3 separate regions of the Homo sapiens genome follow, and all the other regions are linked to region 1. Evidence: chromatin contacts called from ENCODE Hi-C or POLR2A ChIA-PET data. All regions are on one chromosome and are shown on one strand. Each heading gives the region's core, a stretch centred on a gene start or an enhancer-like site at or near the end of the contact. The rest is flanking DNA. Distances are from core to core; before and after follow the strand shown. Region 1 holds the start of TMUB1 (transmembrane and ubiquitin like domain containing 1). Region 2 holds the start of EZH2 (enhancer of zeste 2 polycomb repressive complex 2 subunit). Region 3 holds the start of PDIA4 (protein disulfide isomerase family A member 4).

Evidence for each region. A loop is a pair of places that touch in the nucleus more often than their neighbours do. ChIA-PET counts read pairs that join two places held with the same protein, here RNA polymerase II (POLR2A). Pooled maps may share reads with other maps.
Region 2: a loop to region 1 is called in a pooled map, with 8 times the contacts of the local background. The contact joins the promoter of EZH2 here to the promoter of TMUB1 in region 1. A Hi-C loop is called at or near these places in 3 of 37 single-sample maps with no recorded cell type and 5 of 50 pooled maps. POLR2A ChIA-PET finds 5 or more read pairs at or near these places in 1 of 52 experiments (activated CD4-positive, alpha-beta T cell).
Region 3: a loop to region 1 is called in a pooled map, with 9 times the contacts of the local background. The contact joins the promoter of PDIA4 here to the promoter of TMUB1 in region 1. A Hi-C loop is called at or near these places in 1 of 37 single-sample maps with no recorded cell type and 9 of 50 pooled maps. POLR2A ChIA-PET finds 5 or more read pairs at or near these places in 1 of 52 experiments (activated CD4-positive, alpha-beta T cell).

The regions. Positions count from the first base shown.
Region 1 is chr7:151,081,564-151,085,596 of GRCh38, reverse strand. It overlaps TMUB1 (transmembrane and ubiquitin like domain containing 1), which reads left to right and starts at 2,104. Exons shown (of 3, transcript NM_001136044.2): 1 at 2,104-2,163; 2 at 3,004-3,422; 3 at 3,697-4,033. The coding sequence starts at 3,034. RefSeq lists a silencer at 1,951-2,340 and an enhancer at 3,481-3,775.
Region 2 is chr7:148,882,427-148,886,459 of GRCh38, reverse strand. It overlaps EZH2 (enhancer of zeste 2 polycomb repressive complex 2 subunit), which reads left to right and starts at 2,169. Exons shown (of 20, transcript NM_004456.5): 1 at 2,169-2,296. It overlaps LOC124901767 (a long non-coding RNA gene), which reads right to left and starts at 1,271. Exons shown (of 2, transcript XR_007060579.1): 1 at 977-1,271; 2 at 1-103. RefSeq lists silencers at 1,536-1,765, 1,886-2,255, 2,416-3,005 and an enhancer at 2,224-2,915.
Region 3 is chr7:149,026,352-149,030,384 of GRCh38, reverse strand. PDIA4 (protein disulfide isomerase family A member 4) reads left to right here and starts at 1,880. Exons shown (of 10, transcript NM_004911.5): 1 at 1,880-2,064. The coding sequence starts at 1,977. RefSeq lists silencers at 1,388-1,967, 2,038-2,107, 2,198-2,247 and enhancers at 1,572-2,165, 2,166-2,760.

The sequences.
Region 1 (4,033 bases), core at 855-3,354:
GCCCCCTCCCCCCCACCAACACACACACGTTTCCTAAAACCTACAAGAGGTGACATTTGCAGAGGCCGCAGCCAATAAATCTGCCAGAGATGTTGCAGGGTATCTGCTACCCCCAGATATCCTAGGGCATCAGTGACACACATCGTCCTTCTTACGCACACTTCCACTTCCCTGGCCAAGCTGGATCTTTTCCCAGCATGAAGCTGTCCACTGTTTGATTACCCACACAACTCAGCCCCAGAACCAACCCAGTCACTATTCCCGAGTTCCTTGTACCTTCCAAAGCACCTGGTGCAAGCTAATCAACACACAGGGTCTCCTAAGCTCCTGAGGAACCTGTGTTTCTATCTCCCTGCATAAGCTTAAGGATATCTTGTGCCCTCTCTGGGTTTCATCTGCGAAATATAGTGGTTGAACATAAAACCTAGTTCTGATGTTGTATAATTCTAAAAGTAACATCCAACATCTCTTTTAGGTGCTTAATTAGAATTGACAGCAGGAAGTAGCACCAGGTATACCTCCCAAGAGAGACACTAAGAGCAAAGAGCTCCTCAAATGTGTTGCCCCAGCAACTAGCACACACGTGTTATAGCACTGTTGGGCTGTTCACACGTCTAGCTCTTCTACTAGTATATGGAGCCACATGAGGGCAGGAAGAGGGTCTGATTCACCATTTTATTCCCAGTATCTTGCACAATGCCTGGGATATAGTGTGTGTGTGTGTGTGTGTGTGTGTGTGTGTGTGTGTGTGTGTAATTTTTTTTGAGACGGAGTCTCACTCTGTCACCCAGGCTGGAGTGCAGTGACTCGATCTCAGCTCACTGCAACCTCCACCTCCCGCATTCAAATGATTCTCCTGCCTCAGCCTCCCGAGTAGCTGGGATTACAGGCGCCCGCCACCACGCCCAGCTAATTTTTGTATTTTTTTTTGTAGAGACAGGGTTTTACCATGTTGGCCAGGCTGGTCTCGAACTCAGTGATCCGCCTGCCTTGGCTCCCAAAGTGCCAGGATTACAGGCGTGAGCCACTGCGCCTGGCCATAGTACATCTTTTAAAAAATATGTTAGTAGAATAAATGAATGAACAGGAGGGATGGAACTAGAGGTAGGTTAGTTCTGTATGGTATCAATCTAGACTGACATTCCTAAGGCAATATTTGGGCCACTTGCTCCCACAGTAGGCAAGAACCATGGGAAGACTAGGATAGATTATTTTAAATCAAGACTGGCCTGTAAAAACCAGGATGTGAGATCTCTGTGGCTACAGGAGCCCAGAGGGAAAAATCCAGATATCCACAGGCCTGGGATTCAATGCCATCCACACAGTAACACACCAAAGACCCGACTCCTGAGACCAGGTTTGGGTGGAGGTGAGCGAATAGCTACTGTGTGACATGTACCTTAGTTTTTACACTTTTTAATAAAACATCTAATTTCTTCCTTATGATTGACTTACGAGGTGTGTTTTAGAGAGGAAGAAATTAATGTTCAGAGAGATTCAATAACCCACCCAAGGTCATATAGCTGAGAAGCACAAGATAAGGGATCAGGATTTCTGCCAGGTTCCAAGGTCTATGCTTCTTCCACAGCCCTGAAGGGGCTGTGGAGTCCCGAAGGTGGAGGAGGGGACCAAGGAAAGGGGCAGCCCTGAGGATGGGTATCCCTAGCCAGCCTGGTGGGGCAGCCCATGGATATTGGGCTCTGGGCTGAAGAATTAATTTTGGTGGCCAAAGTGCCTTCTGGCGTCCACTCTGACATAACAGTAGGGGCCACCTGAGTTCCTCAGAGCCTTCCACACTGCATCACGAACACGGGTACTCTGACGTGCTCCAGCTGACGTCGGTGTCTGGTGTGATAGATGCCCTGGCTGTTGGCAGGGGAGGGGGCGGACGCTGCTGCCGCCCAAACCTCTAGGGGGTAGCACAACCCCCAAAACCGCCCCCGCCAGCCCCTTCGCGATCTGCAGGCGCAGAGAACCGCGGGTGGAGCCCCACACGTGGGTCCGCAGGGCGGAGGGCGGGGACAGCGCGGCGCCGGACTACAAGTTCCACAATGCCCCGGGCCGCGGCGGCGGGGAAGGAGGGGTGCTTCAGGTGCCTGCGACCTCCGCGCCTCCCGCCCGGAAGTGCCCGAGGGGCCGCGATGGAGCTGGGGGAGCCGGGCGGTGAGTCCCCGCGCCGTGACCGCGCCCACCCCGCCGCCCAGGGCCCCGGTCGGGCCGGGATCGCCGTGCCCTCCTGCGGCTTCGGGGGGCGGGAAGGTGGGAGGGGTGATGAGAGGTGGGGGTGGGGAACGTGAAGTCTCGGATTCCGGGCGGGATCTGGGGTCAGGCAGCCCGGGGGGCTTGGAGAGACTTCCAGAGGAGGCGCGGAGTTAGTCCTCCGCGGAGTGGGGTTGAGGGGACCTGGAGGGGGCCGAGCTGGGTGGGTGGTGACGCTCGGTGGCTCCAGATTGCCCAGGGGCGGAGTTTGACGTTTGCTGTGGGGGAAGCCTGGGAAGCAGTCCTGTGCCGCGGGTGGGGTTTAGGTGAACCGTAACGCGGGGGGCGGGGGTGGGGGCACAGAGGCTCTACCCCCACCTCTTAGAAACTTTAGCAGCGGAGTAGATGAGCCTGGGGTGAAGTCGGTGAAGGAGTAGACACACTGGGGTGAAGTGGGCAGGAGAATAGATACGCTTGGGGGTGAAGTTTGGTTGGGGTGAAGTTTAGGAGAGGCGTTGCTTAGGCCCTTACCTTGGGATAGGGTTTGGGTGAGTTGGGAGCTGGTTGAAGACCTCGAGCTCAGATGACAGAAAGTTAGGACTTGGGATTCGGCGATGGGAAGGGGCACCCGGAGGCAAGTTTGGGGCGACTGGGAGGCAGAGAAGCCGGTACCCTGGGGTGGGTGAGGGGACGGAGGCTGAGGACGGTGGGAGCGTCGCGGTGGGGTGAGGGCAGGACCCTGTGGAGGTTCCAGGGCTCCTGGCCAGGGGGCCCGGGCCTCACGGGCTCTTTGTGCCTCTCCAGCTCGGTAGCGCGGCGGGCAAGGCAGGCGCCATGACCCTGATTGAAGGGGTGGGTGATGAGGTGACCGTCCTTTTCTCGGTGCTTGCCTGCCTTCTGGTGCTGGCCCTTGCCTGGGTCTCAACGCACACCGCTGAGGGCGGGGACCCACTGCCCCAGCCGTCAGGGACCCCAACGCCATCCCAGCCCAGCGCAGCCATGGCAGCTACCGACAGCATGAGAGGGGAGGCCCCAGGGGCAGAGACCCCCAGCCTGAGACACAGAGGTCAAGCTGCACAGCCAGAGCCCAGCACGGGGTTCACAGCAACACCGCCAGCCCCGGACTCCCCGCAGGAGCCCCTCGTGCTACGGCTGAAATTCCTCAATGATTCAGAGCAGGTGGCCAGGGCCTGGCCCCACGACACCATTGGCTCCTTGAAAAGGTAAGTAGGTCAAGAGGCAGGAGCAATGCTAAAGACAGGGGTTGGGAGAGTGGTCGCAGAAGGCCCCCAGAGACACCTAAGACCCAGCCCTCCTTTATACTGGAGGCGCTGAGCGCCCCAGATCACAACTGTACTTGTTCCCCTGGCAGACGGCCCCTCCCAGGCCAGGGCCGGTGTGTTGTGGAGGGCAGGGGGAGGGTGGGAGTGCTGTTCCGGGGCCAGGGACTAGGATTGCCTGAGGCCTGCTCTCTTACCCAGGTCCCTCTCTCCTCAGGACCCAGTTTCCCGGCCGGGAACAGCAGGTGCGACTCATCTACCAAGGGCAGCTGCTAGGCGACGACACCCAGACCCTGGGCAGCCTTCACCTCCCTCCCAACTGCGTTCTCCACTGCCACGTGTCCACGAGAGTCGGTCCCCCAAATCCCCCCTGCCCGCCGGGGTCCGAGCCCGGCCCCTCCGGGCTGGAAATCGGCAGCCTGCTGCTGCCCCTGCTGCTCCTGCTGTTGCTGCTGCTCTGGTACTGCCAGATCCAGTACCGGCCCTTCTTTCCCCTGACCGCCACTCTGGGCCTGGCCGGCTTCACCCTGCTCCTCAGTCTCCTGGCCTTTGCC
Region 2 (4,033 bases), core at 920-3,419, 2.2 Mb after region 1:
TTCAGAATATATGTGAGGAATGGGATGGTGATTTAGGAAAGGCGGGAAAATTATGGGCTAAATCATCTGATGAAAAATTCTGGCCCAGCGCAGTGGCTCACGCCTGTAATCCCAGCACTTTGGGAGGCCGAGACGGGCGGATCACAAAGTCAGGAGATCGAGACCATCCTGGCTAACACGGTGAAACCCCGTCTCTACTAAAAACACAAAAAATTAGTCGGGTGTGGTGGCAGGCACCTGTGGTCCCCAGCTACTCGGGAGGCTGAGGCAGGAGAATGGTGTGAACCCGGGAGGCGGGGCTTGCAGTGAGCTGAGATGGTGCCACTGCACTCCAGCCTGGGCGACAGTGTGAGACTCCGTTTCTTAAAAAAAAAAAAAAAAAAAAAATTCTGGCTAGTTATTAAATTCATTAAAAATATTTCTTCAGATTTTTACCCCAACAGTTCATAGGTGACCTTTTTTCAGTTTCCAGTATGAACTCTCAATATGGAATCTCAGTTTACATGACAATGGTATTTTACCCCATAGATACATCCTAGTAAAAATAAATTCGGAATACTCTTAACTGCATTGCCACATGAAGCAATAGGAGAGACTGTATCCTAAGCAGAATCCCTCTAATTCCTCTGGGTTGAGGTAGCTTGACCCCCCATAACCAAGATCAATTTTTTTTTTTTTTTTGAGATGGAGTCTCGCTCTGTCGCCCAGGCTGGAGTGCAGTGGCGTGATCTCGGCTCACTGCAAGCTCCGCCTCCCGGGTTCACGCCATTCTCCTGCCTCAGCCTCCCGAGTAGCTGGGACTACAGGCGCCCGCCACCACGCCCGGCTAATTTTTTGTATTTTTAGTAGAGACGGGGTTTCACCGTTATTAGCCAGGATGGTCTCGATCTCCTGACCTTATGATCCGCCCGCCTCGGCCTCCCAAAGTGCTGGGATTACAGGCGTGAGCCACCGCGCCTTGCAAATATCCTCACACTTTGCAGAGGCGGCAAGTGAACAGTGCTCATCTTGATAAAGGATTTTTAACACTGACACGTGCTTAGAACTACGAACAGTGGAAGGGTCTGAAATGGCAGCAATGTCGCCCTTTCACAGGTTTCTAGGGCGATAAGCACTGCAAGCTCGGCCAGCCAAAGTCCAGCGGTGGGGGAAAAAACGGCCAAGGCAGCAGCAGACATAATCAAACAGGGCCCGGGTCGGCGGCGGTGGCTCACGCCTGTAATCCCAGCACTTTGGGAGGCCGAGGCGGGCGGATCACCAGAAGTCGGGAGTTCGAGACCAGCCTGACCAAGACCCGTCTCTACTAAAAATAGAAAATTAGCCGGGCGTGGTGGCGCATGCCTGTAATCCAGCTACTCGGGAGGCTGAGGCATGAGAATCGCTTGAACCCGGAAGGCGGAGGTTGCGGTGAGTCGAGATCGCGCCATTGCACTCCAGCCTGGACAACCAGAGCGAAACTCCGTCTCAGGAGAAAAAAAAAAAAGTAGTAACGGGTCCGGCGGCAGCGCGCGGGCCGGGCGAGCGTCTCCCGGCAAACGCGGCGCCACAGCTGAGCCGACCTCCGGGGCCCGCGCCCTCCCCTCCCCGGGCACCACTAGGAGCGGCCAGCCCGGGCCTCGGCTCCGCGCGCGGGGAAACGAGCGCGGCGGTTAAAACCGTTACCACCCCCGAGTTTTGAACTGGTTCAAACTTGGCTTCCAGCACCCGCCCCGCCCCTCCCCCGCCCGGGAACTCTGCGGCGCCGGTTCCCGCCAAGAGCCGCCGGCGCTTCGTCCCGCCCTTCGGCCGGTTCCCGCCACCTATCCTCCCCGCCTCCCGTCCGCGGCGGGCTCCGGGCCCCCGCGATGTCTCCCGGTCCCCGCGTGCCTGCACACCGCCTTCCTGAGAGGCGCCGTGTGTTCAGCGAAAGAACAAAGAGACGGCGGCGGCGCTTCCACACGGCCAGTGGCGTCCCTTACAGCGAACCCCGCCGCCGCCCGCGCGCGCACGCGCTGCCAGTGCCCGCCCGCCCACGAGCCCTGAGCGCACTCTGCGTGGGGCTGGCTCGGCGCCTCCGAGCCCGGCGGGCCCTGTGATTGGACGGGCGCCCGCCTCGCGTCCCGCCAATCGGGGCGGCGCTTGATTGGGCTGGGGGGGCCAAATAAAAGCGATGGCGATTGGGCTGCCGCGTTTGGCGCTCGGTCCGGTCGCGTCCGACACCCGGTGGGACTCAGAAGGCAGTGGAGCCCCGGCGGCGGCGGCGGCGGCGCGCGGGGGCGACGCGCGGGAACAACGCGAGTCGGCGCGCGGGACGAAGGTAACGCGCCGCTGCGGGCGGCCCGGCCGGCGGGGCTCCGGGAGTGCGAACCGGGCGGCGGCGGCGGCGCCAGGACCTCCCCGCCACTGCTGTGCCGGTCCCGGGTATCGCCGAGCGGGGCTCACCGGGGCGCCGCGTTTGTAGGCGTGCGGGGGGTGGAGGGTGAGGGGAGAGCCCCCCTCCCCGGAAGGAGCTGTGAGCTTCGGGCTGGCCCGCGGGACCCTGCGAGTGAGGCAGCGCACACCCCTGGAGCTGCGGGGCGGGGGGCGTGTGGGGGGCTCCTTTCCCGGTGCTTGTCCTGGCCGGGGCGCCGGGGCCGGGGTCGGGGCGTTCCGGTGCCCGGTCCAGGGTGGCAGCTCGAGCCTCAAGTCTCCTTTGTGTGGCGCGGCCGCGGCGGGAGCGCCCGGGTGGGACGGGACAGACACAAGTTGGTGGGACCCAGCCGCCGAGTCCGCACTCAGACAAAGGACGGACTGTGTCTCCGGAGGGCTCGGCGCGAGGGGAAGGGGCATGACACCCGGGCCCGCCGGCGGGCGGGAGAGGGGCGTGGGGAGGCGCGGGCCGCTGCCGGGGTGGGCAGGGCTCGGCCCTCGCCTCGCGCACGCCCCCGGTCCCGGGCGCGCCGACCCCGGGCTGGGGCCGCGGCGCTCGCGGGACGACGTTCGCGGCGGGGAACTCGGAGTAGCTTCGCCTCTGACGTTTCCCCACGACGCACCCCGAAATCCCCCTGAGCTCCGGCGGTCGCGGGCTGCCCTCGCCGCCTGGTCTGGCTTTATGCTAAGTTTGAGGGAAGAGTCGAGCTGCTCTGCTCTCTATTGATTGTGTTTCTGGAGGGCGTCCTGTTGAATTCCCACTTCATTGTGTACATCCCCTTCCGTTCCCCCCAAAAATCTGTGCCACAGGGTTACTTTTTGAAAGCGGGAGGAATCGAGAAGCACGATCTTTTGGAAAACTTGGTGAACGCCTAGTGAGTTGCCACTTTCTAAAGAATCGTAATCCTTAAACATTACAAGCTGTTTTGGCCAACTTGTGTGATACATCTGAGAATGGCGACAGGTGCTAACGAAATCAACTGTCATTCAGCCAGATTATTCCCCAAATCCCGACGGGTTGAATGAGGATGAGGTGGTAGAAGTAGGTGATCAAAATAGAATGGCTATGACAAATGTGTGTTTAGATTATACGGTTAGCAGTTTCTTATTAATTGGTCTCGTTTTCTGTGAACAATAGCTTTGGTGATTCAGAAAAGACTGCATGGAGAAATGTTTGTTGCCTAAGAAATTTAACGTGTGCTGTCCACAGTTAAACTTCCTTTATCACACAGGATCTGTAACATTTAAATTCATTTGGAAATAAAAATGTGTCTTTGCTATTTACTTAAAGGCTTGCTTTTTAGGGTTCAAGCAAGTTATTATTAGTTTAATTTTGTGGCGTTTTGATGTCATCATAAAACAGCATTTAATAAACCTTTGAAAAACACGAATGCTGTCACAATTGAATGTAGTTTATACTTTTAGGGGTTTTGGAGTTTATTTTCTATTACTCTTCATAAGCATTAGCAACTAATTCATGTTTAGGAATACTGTACAAGTGTGTAATCCTAACTTGTTTATTTGTAATTTTATTTGCAGGAAAACAAGTATTTAAGATATATTTTAATTTTCTATTCATGGTCTCTAAAGTTAGGAATAGGTAGGATTCTAGTCATAGATATAAAGCGTCTTGTTCTCTCTTTTC
Region 3 (4,033 bases), core at 631-3,130, 2.1 Mb after region 1:
AAAGGAGCTTTCCAACTTGATAAAGTTCTGTTTTGTTGAATGAACTTCTATAGCTATACCCTAAATGCTTTCAAAAAGAACATTGTTACTTTAATGTCACAAGATATATGTGTGTTTATACACATATACAGACAGCACTTCAAGAGCCTTCTTCCTATCTTTGTATCAACAAAAGGCCAGTGAAATTGTGTTTCTCCCACCACTGAGCAAATGGGGTCCTCATTCCTCTCAGTTTAACAGTGTCATAGGAAACAAGAAGAAAGATGAGAACTCTGACTTGTCTTTTTGAAGAACAGGTCTATCTTTAACATGATATTAAGGCTGGGCACGGTGGCTCACACCTGTAATCCCAGCACTTTGGGAGGCCGAGGTGGGTGGATCACTTGAGGTCGGTCAGGAGTTTGAGACCAGCCAGGCCAACGTGGTGAAACCCTGTCTCTACTAAAAATATAAAAATTAGCAGGGAGTGGTGGCGGGCGCCTGTGGTCCCACCTACCCGGGAGGCTGAGACAGTAGAATCACTTGAACCCAGGAGGCGGAGGTTGCAGTGAGAGGAGATGGCGCCACTGCATTCCAGCTTGGGTGACAGAGCAAGACTCTTGTCTCAAAAAATAAAATAACATGATACCGAACTGTCTGGTGGCCCACATTCATAGCACTCTAATAAATCAGTGTGTACAGTTGCATAATGTTCTGCCCTACAAAATTGACCAGGAACCATCAGATTAATAGGCATTCAACAAAAAAATTAAGTATTTTTAATTGCTAAGGTCTGTGAGTTATCCCTTTTTTCTTCCTCACGTAATAATCTGCACACACGAGAAAATATTCCTGAACTTGAGTTTCTATTTTTTTTCTTTTCCCTATTTGCCTTCTCAAACTCCCAGGTGTTAAAAAAAAGTCTCAAACTTAATGCACATTACAGGCTTCTTTTCTGACATACAAAAATCGTCATCTTAACCTAGTTTTCTTCTCCAAAGTGGTCAAGAGGGAAAACCTCAAGCTTTTATTCAGATCTATGTAAACCACTAGATTGCCTATCTGGTATTTCCTTTTGCAGAAAATCACTAGAAAACTAAATAAGACGAGGCAAAGTTTAGACAAGAATCTGATGGCTTGTTTCTCCGAGATGCAACCTTGGAGAGAGGCTTCCCCAGATTCTAGTCTGGATTCACTTTACTGCATGCTCTTCCCCGCTCTCTAGCTCAATACTCCGGAGAGAAATGAAACTTTTATTTGCTCGAGCAGAAAAAGAAATTAAGAAGGCCACGAACATGCAGCGGACTTGGAGCCCCTTTCTAGCAACAAACAGGCTCGTGCTCCTCCGCCCGCGTTGGTCTCCAGCTTCCCAGAGCCCCGGCGGGTTGCGAGGACCGCCCTGCTCGCCACTGCTCCCCACCGCTCCGGTACCGACACGTGTTCTTACTGCCAAGTTCGGCCGCAGGATGCTGAGCCGAGCCCCGCCCCGCTCCACATTTCCCAGGCTCCGCCTCTCCTGCCCCGCCCCCGGCACCGATTGCCAATAGCGCCCCGAGGCGTAGCCAGGTCCCGCACTCCCCGTGCCCGGCCCGCCGCCTTTGTTCTCCCCCGCTCTCCCTCTTGGCCTGTGCGCTCCCGGCAAACCGAGTGGCAGCCGCTGATTGGTGGTTGTGGCGCAGCCAATCAGAAGGGGGCACCTCACGTTAGGGCTCGGAGTTTTAAACGCGCAGCCGAGGGCCGCGCGCAGGAGTAGGGAGGGCCTAGGGCGGCGGAGCCGACTCGTCGCGGCCGAGGCGCGCGCGGTCCGTGCCGGCGTCAGTCTGGGATTGGCCGGCCCGCGACTTCCTCCGCCCCCTGCCAATCGCCGGGGACGACTTCCGTGGGTTTTTCCGGCTCCCCCGCGTCGCTAAGGAGCGACGGGCTGTCGGCCAGACCCCGAGTTCTCGGTGCGCTCAGCGGCCGCCGACGCTAGGAGGCCGCGCTCCGCCCCCGCTACCATGAGGCCCCGGAAAGCCTTCCTGCTCCTGCTGCTCTTGGGGCTGGTGCAGCTGCTGGCCGTGGCGGGTGCCGAGGGCCCGGACGAGGGTGAGCGGCAAGCGCGCCGCGGGTCGGGCTGTGCTTGCGGGGGCTGCAGAGCTGTGCGGGGGCCTGGGCCCTGCGACCCCGGCGGGCGGGCTTCCGCGCGGTCAGCTCCAGAACTAGTGATGGGCGCCGAGCCCGGGGTAAACTTGGCGGAGTTGAAGGGGCGGGGGCGGTGGCTGTGGCAGTGGCAGGATCGATTTGGGGTTCCCGGGAGAGGAAGGTGGCCGGGGTCTCTTGGGCTCCGACGCCCTGGAAGACCCCTGTCACCCGAGGCTGGGAGAGGGCTGCAGAGCGCCTTTTTTGCAGCTGGGTCCTTCGCCTTAATTTACAGATTTTCGTCAGGTCCAGGCTAACTCCAGGCGAACGCGCCCAGGCAGTGGGAAGGGAGAGGGAGAGCCACTGGAGAGAAGGGGCGAGGGCGTGAAGAAACAAGTGCGAGTTCTTTGGAACAGCAAGCATTCCTTTTCAAAATGTGGTCTGTAGATTTGGAAATGATTAATCCATAGATTCTGGAGAAAGGGATGGCTTGGTTTGCACCTTTGAGAAACTAGAGATACCATTCCTTCTGCATTTAGCATTTACTGTGTGCCAGTCCCTGTACTGGGTTCTGGGAGGAAAAGATTGTGAGTGTGGTCCCTGCCCATGAAGCGCGTACTCCAGTAGGAATAGTAACAACTACTTCATGGTCCCTGCATTTTTCTTCGAAGTGAGCTAGCTGCAGACATAAGAACTCTGAAGATTAGGAAGTGCTAATTAAGGAAAAGTTGTTATTCCTAGAGAATAAGGCATCCAGGTACTGGTCTTTACCTTCTTCCTCTCTGCCCTTACTTTTAATCACTAGCTTTTTAACCTTCTGAGTTTGTTCTAATATAAATATACACTCTTTGATAATGTTAGTGTGTAGGGAAATCGTGAACTTTATACTCTTTCAAACAGATTGAGTAACTTCTGCGTGGGTCACTGATTCAAAAAGAGTCTTTGCCCAAATAGAAAAGGAAGTAAAAACCCACACTCGGCGAGAAAAACACCTGCCGAAAGGAATCCGATAGCGGGACTGCTTACAAATTGTGTCTTGAGACCTTTACCCAAATCATGTTTGTTTAAATAGTGTTTATTTAAATACAGATACCCAAAATACACTGAAGCAGAATGCAGGGGTGGGCCCCGGAATCTGCGTTTTAAGTCAGTTTTCCCTTGAGACATAGAATTAACTTCGGGAGGCACAGTGAAAGTTGAGGACCAGTGTGGGTGGAAGATGCTTTTTGGAACATAGCGGAAAAGCATATAGCACTGTCTTGGTTTTGATCCAGTGATTCTGTTTTTGGGGGGATTCTTGAGAGGCCTGGGAGAGTGGCTTTAGGAGCTGTTAGGACCAGCAAGTTTATCCTTCCGGTCAGAGGTCTTTAACACAGAAGAGTCCCTGGGAAGCAGTTGCTCCTAGGGTGAGCCTAGGAATCCCAGGGGTCATCATGGCCAAGGGCAGGCCTCCTGGGACTTCTAGCTCCGTTTTTTTTTTTTTTTTTCCTAGATAAGGTTACGCATTGTTGCCCAGGCTTGAGTGCACTGTCCTGATCATGGCTTACTTAAGCCTCAAACTCCTGGGCTCATGGGATCCTCCTGCCTCAGCCTCCCGAGGAGCTGGGACTGTAGGTGCTTGCCAACACGCCTGGCTGTTTTTTTTTTCTGGCTCTGTCGCCCAGGCTGGAGTGCAGTGACGCGATCTCAGCTCACCACAACCTCTGCTTCCCGAGTTCAAGTGATTCTCCTTTCTCCACCTCCCTAGTAGCTGGGACCACAGGCACGTGCCACCACACCCAGCTAATTTTTTGTATTTTTCAGTAGAGACGGGGTTTCACCGTGTTAACCGGGATGGTCTCGATCTCCTGACCCCGTGATCCGCCTGACTTGGCCTCCCAAAGTGCTGAGATTACAGGAGTGAGCCACCGTGCCCAGCCTGGCTATTTTTTTTCTT